Regions from separate parts of the Homo sapiens genome. Here region 2 is linked to region 1. A link is an interaction called in ENCODE POLR2A ChIA-PET data of the cell type or tissue named here. Cell type or tissue: PC-9. All regions are shown on one strand. Each heading gives the region's core, and the rest is flanking DNA. Links, peaks and the distances in the headings are about the cores only.

Evidence for each region. ChIA-PET counts read pairs that join two places held together with the same protein. Peaks named below come from ENCODE experiments on the same cell type or tissue, not always from the same donor. Only the 100,000 strongest peaks of a DNase experiment are listed, where the experiment ranks them.
Region 2: POLR2A ChIA-PET joins it to region 1 with 5 read pairs; 1 of 35 experiments calls an interaction of 5 or more read pairs at or near these places.

What each region holds. Positions count from the first base shown.
Region 1 is chr11:73,905,510-73,909,911 of GRCh38, reverse strand. It overlaps PAAF1 (proteasomal ATPase associated factor 1), which reads right to left. Exons shown (of 12, transcript NM_025155.3): 7 at 319-513. Among named protein-coding and RNA genes, the nearest start is that of PAAF1, 31 kb to the right of the region's middle. RefSeq lists an enhancer at 2,430-2,569. In PC-9, for the core only: a CTCF peak has its summit at 2,608 (motif pointing right); a DNase peak (open chromatin) is centred at 2,501; H3K27ac peaks cover 391 bases.
Region 2 is chr11:74,414,948-74,419,349 of GRCh38, reverse strand. No RefSeq gene overlaps it. Among named protein-coding and RNA genes, the nearest start is that of MIR548AL, 18 kb to the right of the region's middle. In PC-9, for the core only: no CTCF peak of the experiment used is centred there; DNase peaks (open chromatin) are centred at 699 and 1,869; H3K27ac peaks cover 1,680 bases.

The DNA of each region.
Region 1 (4,402 bases), core at 80-4,079:
TTTTATGTGTGGCCCAAGACAAGTCTTCCAATGTGGCCCAGGGAAGCCAAAAGATCGGACACCCCTGCTTTATAGGCATTTATCTCATCTTCTACATTAGATTGTACTTACTGAAACGCAGTGCTATGACATATACTTCCTTTGTAGATTCCAAAGTAATAGAAACATAGTAGGTACAGAGTAAATATTAATCGTATGGTGAAAACAGAAATACCAGGCACAGAGCAGAAAAGGATGAGGAAGAAAAGGAGAAACTAAGGCAATCACTGAAGGGGGCCTAAGAAAATAAAACAATGCTACATATCATTATCAACTTACTGGGCATCTGCTCAGGGGAGCCAAGGTTTATGGAGTTGTCAGCAGCACCCACCGCCACTCCATTGATAGAAGAACCACAATCTGCAAGGACTCCCAAGCAGGCTGAGCGCCCACAATCCCAAAGTCGTGCTGTCCCATCTCGAGAAGCAGACACCACATTCCTCCCCCGATCAACGATGGCTGTATCCAGGATACCTAGCAAGAGAAAAAAACTCCCTAAGATGGAGGATGGAGTAAAGGAACTACAAGGGCAGAGAAGATGGAGCTGCATAAATGACTCCATCCCTTCACAAACATGTTCTGAACAGGTACCACATGCTGGCCATGTTCAAGTGCTAGAAAAACAGAAATAGAGTCCCAGCTTCCCAATGAATCAAAGTCTAGCTGTGAAAGACAGGCATGGAAAAACAAGTACTGGATTTAATTTTTAGTGGAGTGTGCTAGAGAAATCATGTTCAAGTTTTTTATTTTGTCTTCAAAACTCTTTTTTAAAAAGAAAAATTAAGAGGTCGGGCGTGGTGGCTCACACCTGTAATCCCAGCACTTTGGGAGGCCGAGGCAGGTGGATTGCCTGAGCTCAGCAGTTCAAGACCAGCCTAGCTAACATGATGAAACCCTGTCTTTACTAAAAATACAAAATAGCCAGGCGTGGTGACACATGCCTGTAATCCCAGCTAAACAGGAGGCTGAGGCAGGAGAATCGCTCGAACCTGGGAGGCGTAGGTTGCAGTGACCCGAGATCACGCCACTGCACTCCAGCCTTCAACAGAGGAGACTCCGTCTCAAAAAATAAATAAATAAATAAAAAATAAAAATTAAGTAGACACCTTAACAAGAACTTTGGAGGAAAAAAAAGTTGACACCTAAGCTAATTCAGTTTGAAAATCACTGCCTTGGCCAGGTGCAGTGGTACACACCTGTAATTCCAGCACTTTGGGAGGCTGAGGCAGGAGAATCTCTTGAGCGCAGGAGTTTAAGACCAGCCTGGGTGACACAGCATGACTCTGTCTGTACAAAAAATTTAATTTAGGTATGGTGGCTCGTGCCTGTAATCCCAGCTACTCAGGAGGCTGAGGTGGGAGGATTGCTTGAGCCCTGGAGTTCAAGGCTACAGTAAGCCATGATTGCTCCACTGCACTCCAGCCTGGGCAGTGGAGCAAGACCCATATATATATATACACACATATATATACACATATATATATACACACATATATATACATATATATATACACACATATATACACATATATACACATATATATACATATATACACATATATATACATATATACACACATATATATACATATATACACATATATACACATATATACATATATATACACATATATATACACACATATATATATATTTATTTACATATATGCTGCTGCTGCTTTCACTGATAATTGATTAAAAGGGTTAGCCTCCCCATTTGAAAAAAGGACATGACTTCTGGTTTTGGCCAAGAAAGAGTAGTCCCATTGCTCCTAGGTCCTTCTGTTTACAACTGAAAAGTCATTGACACCACAAGCATAGTAAGACTTGGAATGATGGAAAGAAGGTGGTGGACCACTTAAGGACCTCAGGACTTAAAAAACAACACAGCAATGAGTTCCTGGATTTCCTTATTGCCTCCCACATGTCCTGGACAGGACACTGCAGAAGCCTCCAACACAAAACTGCTAACAGGAACAGAGTTAAAAAACAAAACAAAACAAAACTCCCAGTAAAGTCTGTTGCCCCTAGCCCAAAGACTGAGAAAGAAGTAGCTCACAAAATAGAAATCTTGGCAACATCCACCCTATACCAGTAGACATCAACAGAAAAACTGTTACTTCCCCTCCCCCATGGTTTCAGTGGGGCTGAACAGGAGGTGATCATCTACCCCGCTCCCATGGAAGCCGGCAGCAGCACTCCCATTCCCCTACCCAGTGGGGTTGACCAGGTTAAGTAGGGTACTGTCACAGGATCTAGCAGTGAGCTCAGTTTCCATCCCCACCTGGCAGTGACAGGCACAAAGAGGTGCCCTGAGGTGCCCACCACCCCTTCCCAGGTGTCAGTCAGCAGGGAACCAAGCTTATAACGCCACTAGAAGGCAATGAGGTGATGCAAGTCAGGTGGTGCAACTGTGTCCTACTTTCACCAAGAAGATGACACAGGACCAAGGGGGAAGCTGAACTTCCACCTCCCCTGTCTGCAGTGTGAGGCGGTATGAGTCAGTGCTCCACTTTTGCCAGGGTAGTGTCAGGGGAGTCCAGTAGGTGGCTGAACATTCTTATCTACCCAGCCCTCATACCATACCTCAACAGGGAACTGCCTGCCAAAAAAGATGATGGAATTAAGATCGAGTGTTATAATGTCCAAAATGCCTATCGATTTTATAGTTTTTGAAGCCCTTTATTATCTATAATCTGAATATTTGCTATGGTCCCTAGCCTCAGGAATACACAGCATAAAAAAATAGAGTTGATTATAGACATAAAGACTTACAATGGAAAAAAAAAAAGAGAAAAAATACACAAACAGAATATATCTGGAAAAAAAAAGACATACAATACAATGGTACAGGTGTAAAAACACAGAGTTGTATGGAGTAGAGAGGTAGTGCAACCCTATGGTGATCCAGGCAGGGCTAGTATTTGTTTCATTAAAACCCATTTAACGATGCTTAGTATAGGTGCCCAATAAATTAAGAGTAACTGACCAAAAGTCACATAGCTAATTAGTGGTCTTTAGCATACTTTCTTTCCTCTTAAAATGAAATGACTTCAGATACACAAACCTTGACAAAAACTCTACAGCAACTCAGCGTAACGTACAAGTGCCAATCCAATGTGATTAACCACATGTCTCTCAAGTCTTACTGGAAATTTCACTTTGTTTAGAAAAAGATGAGTTTAAGAAAATGCCACAGCTTTAAAAAGTAGCCAATTTAGGGTCTGTGTGAGAAAATATCATTAAAAGCAACTCAGGTGGGACCTAATCACTATAGTGTAACTTTTCAAATAGATCCAATTTAAAATAAAAACTAAATCCAGGCCAGGTACAGTGCCTCACAACTGTAATCCCAGCACTTTGGGAGTCTGAGGCGGGCAGATCACTCGAGGCCAGGAGTTCAAGACCAGCCTGGCCAACGTAGCGAAACCCGTCTCTACTAAAATACAAAAATTAGCCAGGTGTGGTGGCAGGTGCCTGTAATCCCAGCTACTTGGGAGGCTGAGGCACAAGAATCACTTGAACCCGAGAGGCAGAGGTTGAAGTGAGCGGAGATTGCACCACTACACTCCAGCCTGGGTAACAGAGGGAATCTCAAAAAAACAAACAAACAAACAAAACTAAACGAAATTCAATTTATACAGCTGGCAACGGTTGTTAGGTAAATGTAATTCTCACAGCTATATACCCACTGGATATAGGCCACTAGAGAAAAGATTTTTCAGTCTTCCTTTCAAAAACAGATCTATCAAGCCCATATGGTTTGCTGCCATCTTGTTTCTTATTTTGCAATTGGTCACTAAAGTATTTTGAGTTTGGAAAATCTACATTTCTATTTCAACTCCATAATACATTCAGCAAAAATCTAATTAGAAAGTATCTTAGAGCTTTTAAGAATCCTAAGGAATCACCATAAGGAAGGTCTTTCAGCTCTTATTAAGCAATCAAAGATCTCCTTATGTCTCTACTGGAAGTTCCAACCACTATTTCAAAATGCTACTGAGTTCCACGGAAGTGATACATGCTTTTGGAAAAAAAAAATTCTGAAAAGTATGTATTCAAGGCAGGGATGCTATAGCTGTGGCTAGAAAGCTGACTATATTATTAATTGTGTATAAATTTCAAGTAATACTCACCAAAGAGCTGCAATCTAGATAGTTTTCCTTTTCTATAAAAGCAGAGTGGAAAATTATCACCCTCTCTTTAGTAAATAAAATGTCACTCATAATGTAACAGCATCTAGTGTGGGTCTCTTAACACTTACACGACAAGAATAAAGAAAAGAGGAGCCTAGAGAAGTGGGAACCTATGAAGAATGACTTTAGAAAGAAGCTATCAAAGTAGCAATTTTGGCTAGGCATGG
Region 2 (4,402 bases), core at 96-4,095, 510 kb before region 1:
CAGGAGAACAGATGACCAGGTTGCTACTCCAAGATGCAAAATATTTGTGTATGAACTGTGCCATAAATGTGAATGATCAATACTGTGTCAGCAAATATGAAATTACTTTAAATAGCCTATAATGTAGCTAAAGGAAACAATGAAACACGATAAAGGCAGCCCAACATGCACATCCATTTTTGTTTGACTATTTAAAAACTAAGTATTAATAGGTAAGGCCATGAGCACAAGAAAATATATCTAATTAATAGTTAAATAAAAGTACTATAGGATCCAAGGACTACCCTTTAGGCTTTTCACCATCCTACATTTAATTAACTGAAACTCTTTTGAAGTAGAACTAATTTAGTCTTTTTGAAATAAAATATTTTCCCCCAGTGCTATAATTATAAATCCGGAACACAACATCCTTGTCTTAGCAAGTCATAAAAGCCAGCTTTTTTTGCGTATACTTGTAATTCAAGCATTTAGTAAAGAGAGATTGCAGAACATTCAGGAATAAAAAAAAACTGAAATTAAGCACAAAAGAGACATAATAAAAAGCCAGAATCACAATGCTCAAATTACATGGTGCTGGGAAATGTGTAATAAATGCACTTTTTAAAGGTTACACATCACCAAACTCCCTTTTCACCAACATGAGGCCAGGGAACTAACACAAAAGGAGAGACAGAATAAATAAATGACATAATTCAAGTCAGTGATTCATTAGGAAACAGTTCCTGAGGGTCAAATGAGTCATCATCCATTTTAAGCAGTAAAATTTTCCAATTCTTATGTGGGGGGACAAGTACGTTGCCCTATCCCTACTTCAAGTCAGTATTACAACAGATAAAAAGTAACACATAAAAACATATTTTTAAAATACGAAAATATTTTTTAAAATTCAAAAAGTAAAAAAAAATATGAGGGAGTAGTTCTGCATCTGTGTTGGGTAGAAACCAGAATCAGTTCTAAAATTCCGCTTATGGCTGGCAGCTGGATCCTAAGGCAGAATGTGGCTGTTCCCAGAGCAGAATTGGACACAACAGACTGCTTAGAAGGGCATCCTGTGTAAGGCCCAGTCACTACTAGCATGTTTCAAATTTGGCCAGTTCCAACTTGGGCAACAACAGCCCTTTTCTAAGTTAGTTTTGGCTTGCCAATTGTCAGTATCTATCCCCAGGGTCACCATAGGAGACTGTGTATCCCAATACCCCTTGGCTGCTCCATGAGCTGGGGAGTCGGCTAGCTTCTGCCCTTCAGACAGGACCTATTAAGGCCACCTGTTGAAGTGGTTGTGTTCTTCTACTCAAGACACCCTGACAATAGGGAGTGGGGCTGGTGAACATATGGGTTGGTCACCAGTCCATGCCTGGCTGATGGACTGGTTGGATCCAGCACTCATACTCTGTGGACAGCGGCACAGAATCTGTAGTGGGTGAGAGTGGGGGACACTGTGTTTACACAAAACTTTTCTGCCCCACTGGCCTTTGGGTTCTCCAGCCTTACTCGTGTACTCTGCATTGTGATCTATTTCTTAGCATCAGGCCTGTCTTCTCTACAGCTAGCATGAAATGCTCAGCATAAAGACATCCACATAGCCCCTGGCTCTCATTGTTCCCTGACCTGAATCTAGTCAGCCACTTCATGTTTCTAAACCCTCCCAAATCTTCCTCCTGCCCTCAATCCAGCAGTCAAAACATCTTTTCTCCCCTATGACCTCTCAGTTGTCATGGTAACCAAAAGACAGGTACAAAGAAAAAAAATACATAGCAAGGCTAGATGCAAACTTGGATTATCCCCAGATAACTGGCTGAGACCACATTTCTTTTCATCTTGAAAACATGTAATAAATTAGCAACAATCTTTGTGGTTAGCTTTAACGGTTTAACATGCTTAGTTTAAAAAGCTAGAGAAAAACCAGCTCAACCTGTTTTAAAGAGGCTTCTTGGCAGCCTTTAAGGTTGCCTGCTTTAATTGCCTCAAGTTTTTAAAGACCTTATGGAAAAAAAAACTTCAAAAGTGACCTACAAAATAATTTAATTAAATTCCAATCACTTCAGACAAATAATATTCCATTTCTTTTTTATTTATTTATTTATTTGAAATAAAGTCTCACTCTGTTTCCCAGTCTGGAATGCAGTGGCATGATCACAGCTCACTGCAGCCTCAACCTCCTGGGCTCAAGCATTCCTCCCCCTCAGCCTCCTGAGTAGCTGAGACCACAAGTGCATGCCACCATGCCCATCTAATTTTTAAATGTTTTCTAGAGACGAGGTCTCCCTATGTTGCCCAGGCTGGTCTCAAACTTCTGGACTCAAGTGATCCTCCTGCCTTGGCCTCCCAATGTGCTGGGATTGCAGGTATGAGCCACCACACCCAGCCCCCATTTCTTCATAAGAAGGCTGCTTTGCATAAAAGCAGGTTGTCCATAGAGATCCATCCTTGCTTACTTTGCTATGATTGAGATCAAACATAGAAACAATTTCTCCAATTGTTCAATGAGCAAATATTGTAAAGAGAATGGACTATACTCTTGGGACAGATTTTATACCAATTATTTGGAAAGGTACTTCATCAGGCCAGATTATTACTGACTCTAACATAAAAGTTCATGCACTCGAATATAAGAATTGAGGGCTGGGTGCAGTGGCTCACGCCTGTAATCCCAGTACTTTGGAAGGCTGAGGTGGGCTGATTGCCTGAGGTCAGGAGTTCGAGACTAGTCTGGCCAACATGGTGAAACTCCGTCTCTACCAAAAAAAAATACAAAAAAATTGGCCAGGCCTGGTGGCATGCGCCTGTAATCCCAGCTACTCGGGAGGCTGAGGCAGGGGAATTACTTGAACCAGGGAGGTGGAGGTTGCAGTGAGCCAAGATCGTGCCACTGCACTCCAGCCTGGGCGACAGAGTGAGACTCAGACCCCCAACCCCCCACCCTCCCCCCTAAAAAAAAGAAAGAAAGAAAGAAAAAGAATTGAGCCCCTGTTAATCTCTTTAATCTCTTTATTAACTCCAGTCTCTTGAAGTTCCTGTGGGTGCTGTATGATGTGTTTATGTCTTCCCCAGGACACCTGGATGTCACAGTGCATTCAGGAGCTTAGGATAGTGTGGGCTCTCTCTCTTTCTTTGGCGTGTTCCTCTCCACCTCTCTCTCTTTGTTGTTTTTCCTGTTGCAGGCACTTTTCCTTTTTCCCATGCTGGCAGAGCTCTACTTTTGGGTAAGTTCCATCTTCCTGCTAAGTCTCTCTAGCTTCAGGCCTACAGAAGGGAATTGGGACTGATCTAAGGCACTCATTCACCTTGCCAGGGATATATCTAATTTGGGCAAATAGGTAGAAAGCGTCCAAGGACCTCTGGCAAGGTTTCTCAAGCTAATAAGTAGAGACACACAATCCTTTTCAGTCCTTGGACATCACTGGGTCCTGAGGATGGCAGATTTATGAGCCATTGAATGAATCAATCCTGGAGTGGTGTGGTCCCAATGTAGAACTTCTTGTTATGGGAAGTAGTGCATTCCTCTATGGTTGAAACCAATTGAGTTAAGGTTTGTTGTTACTTGCAGCTGAAACATCCTAACAAAATTTCTCACAAGTTTTTCCTGGATAGCTAAGAAATGAATACAAATGATCAGTTTTCTATCCAATTTGTAAGAAACATTACTGATAGAAATAACACCAAATAAGGCTGGGTGTGGTGGCTCATACCTGTAATCCCAGCACTTTGGGAGACCGAGCCAGGTGGATCACTTGAGGTTAGGAATTTGAGACCAGCCTGACTAACATGGCGAAATCCTGTCTCTGCCAAAAATACAAAAATTAGCCATGCGTGGTGGTACATGCCTGTAATCCCAGCTACTTGGGAGGCTGAGACAGGAGAATCGCTTGAACCCTGGAGGTGGAGGTTGCAGTGAGCCAAGATTGCACCACTGTGCTCCAGTCTGGGCGACAGAGTGAGACTCTGTCTCAAAATAAATAAACTAATTAATAAAATAAATATTTTTTAAAAAGAAATAACACCAAATAAAACTGATGGCTAAAATTGCACATGGTAAAATTTGTAATTTTTAGAGAAACAAATCTGCTTCACAGGACTTATTTATGTATCTCACATTTTATTATGGAAAAATTCAAAATATTCAAAAGTACAGAAACTAATGTTATGAAGTCCCATGTACTTTTCTCTTAGTTTCAACAATTACTAACTCAAGGCCATTTTGTTTCACCTATACGCACACCCACTTTTCCTACCTCCAGAATATTTTGAAGCAAATCCAAGACCTCATATTTCTTTTACAAATATAATGAAATACCATTATCATACCAAAAATTAGTAACTCATTAATATCCTTAAATATTCTGTCAGTGTTCAAATTTCCCAGATTGTCTCCTAATTTTCTTTGATGGTAGATTTGTTCAAA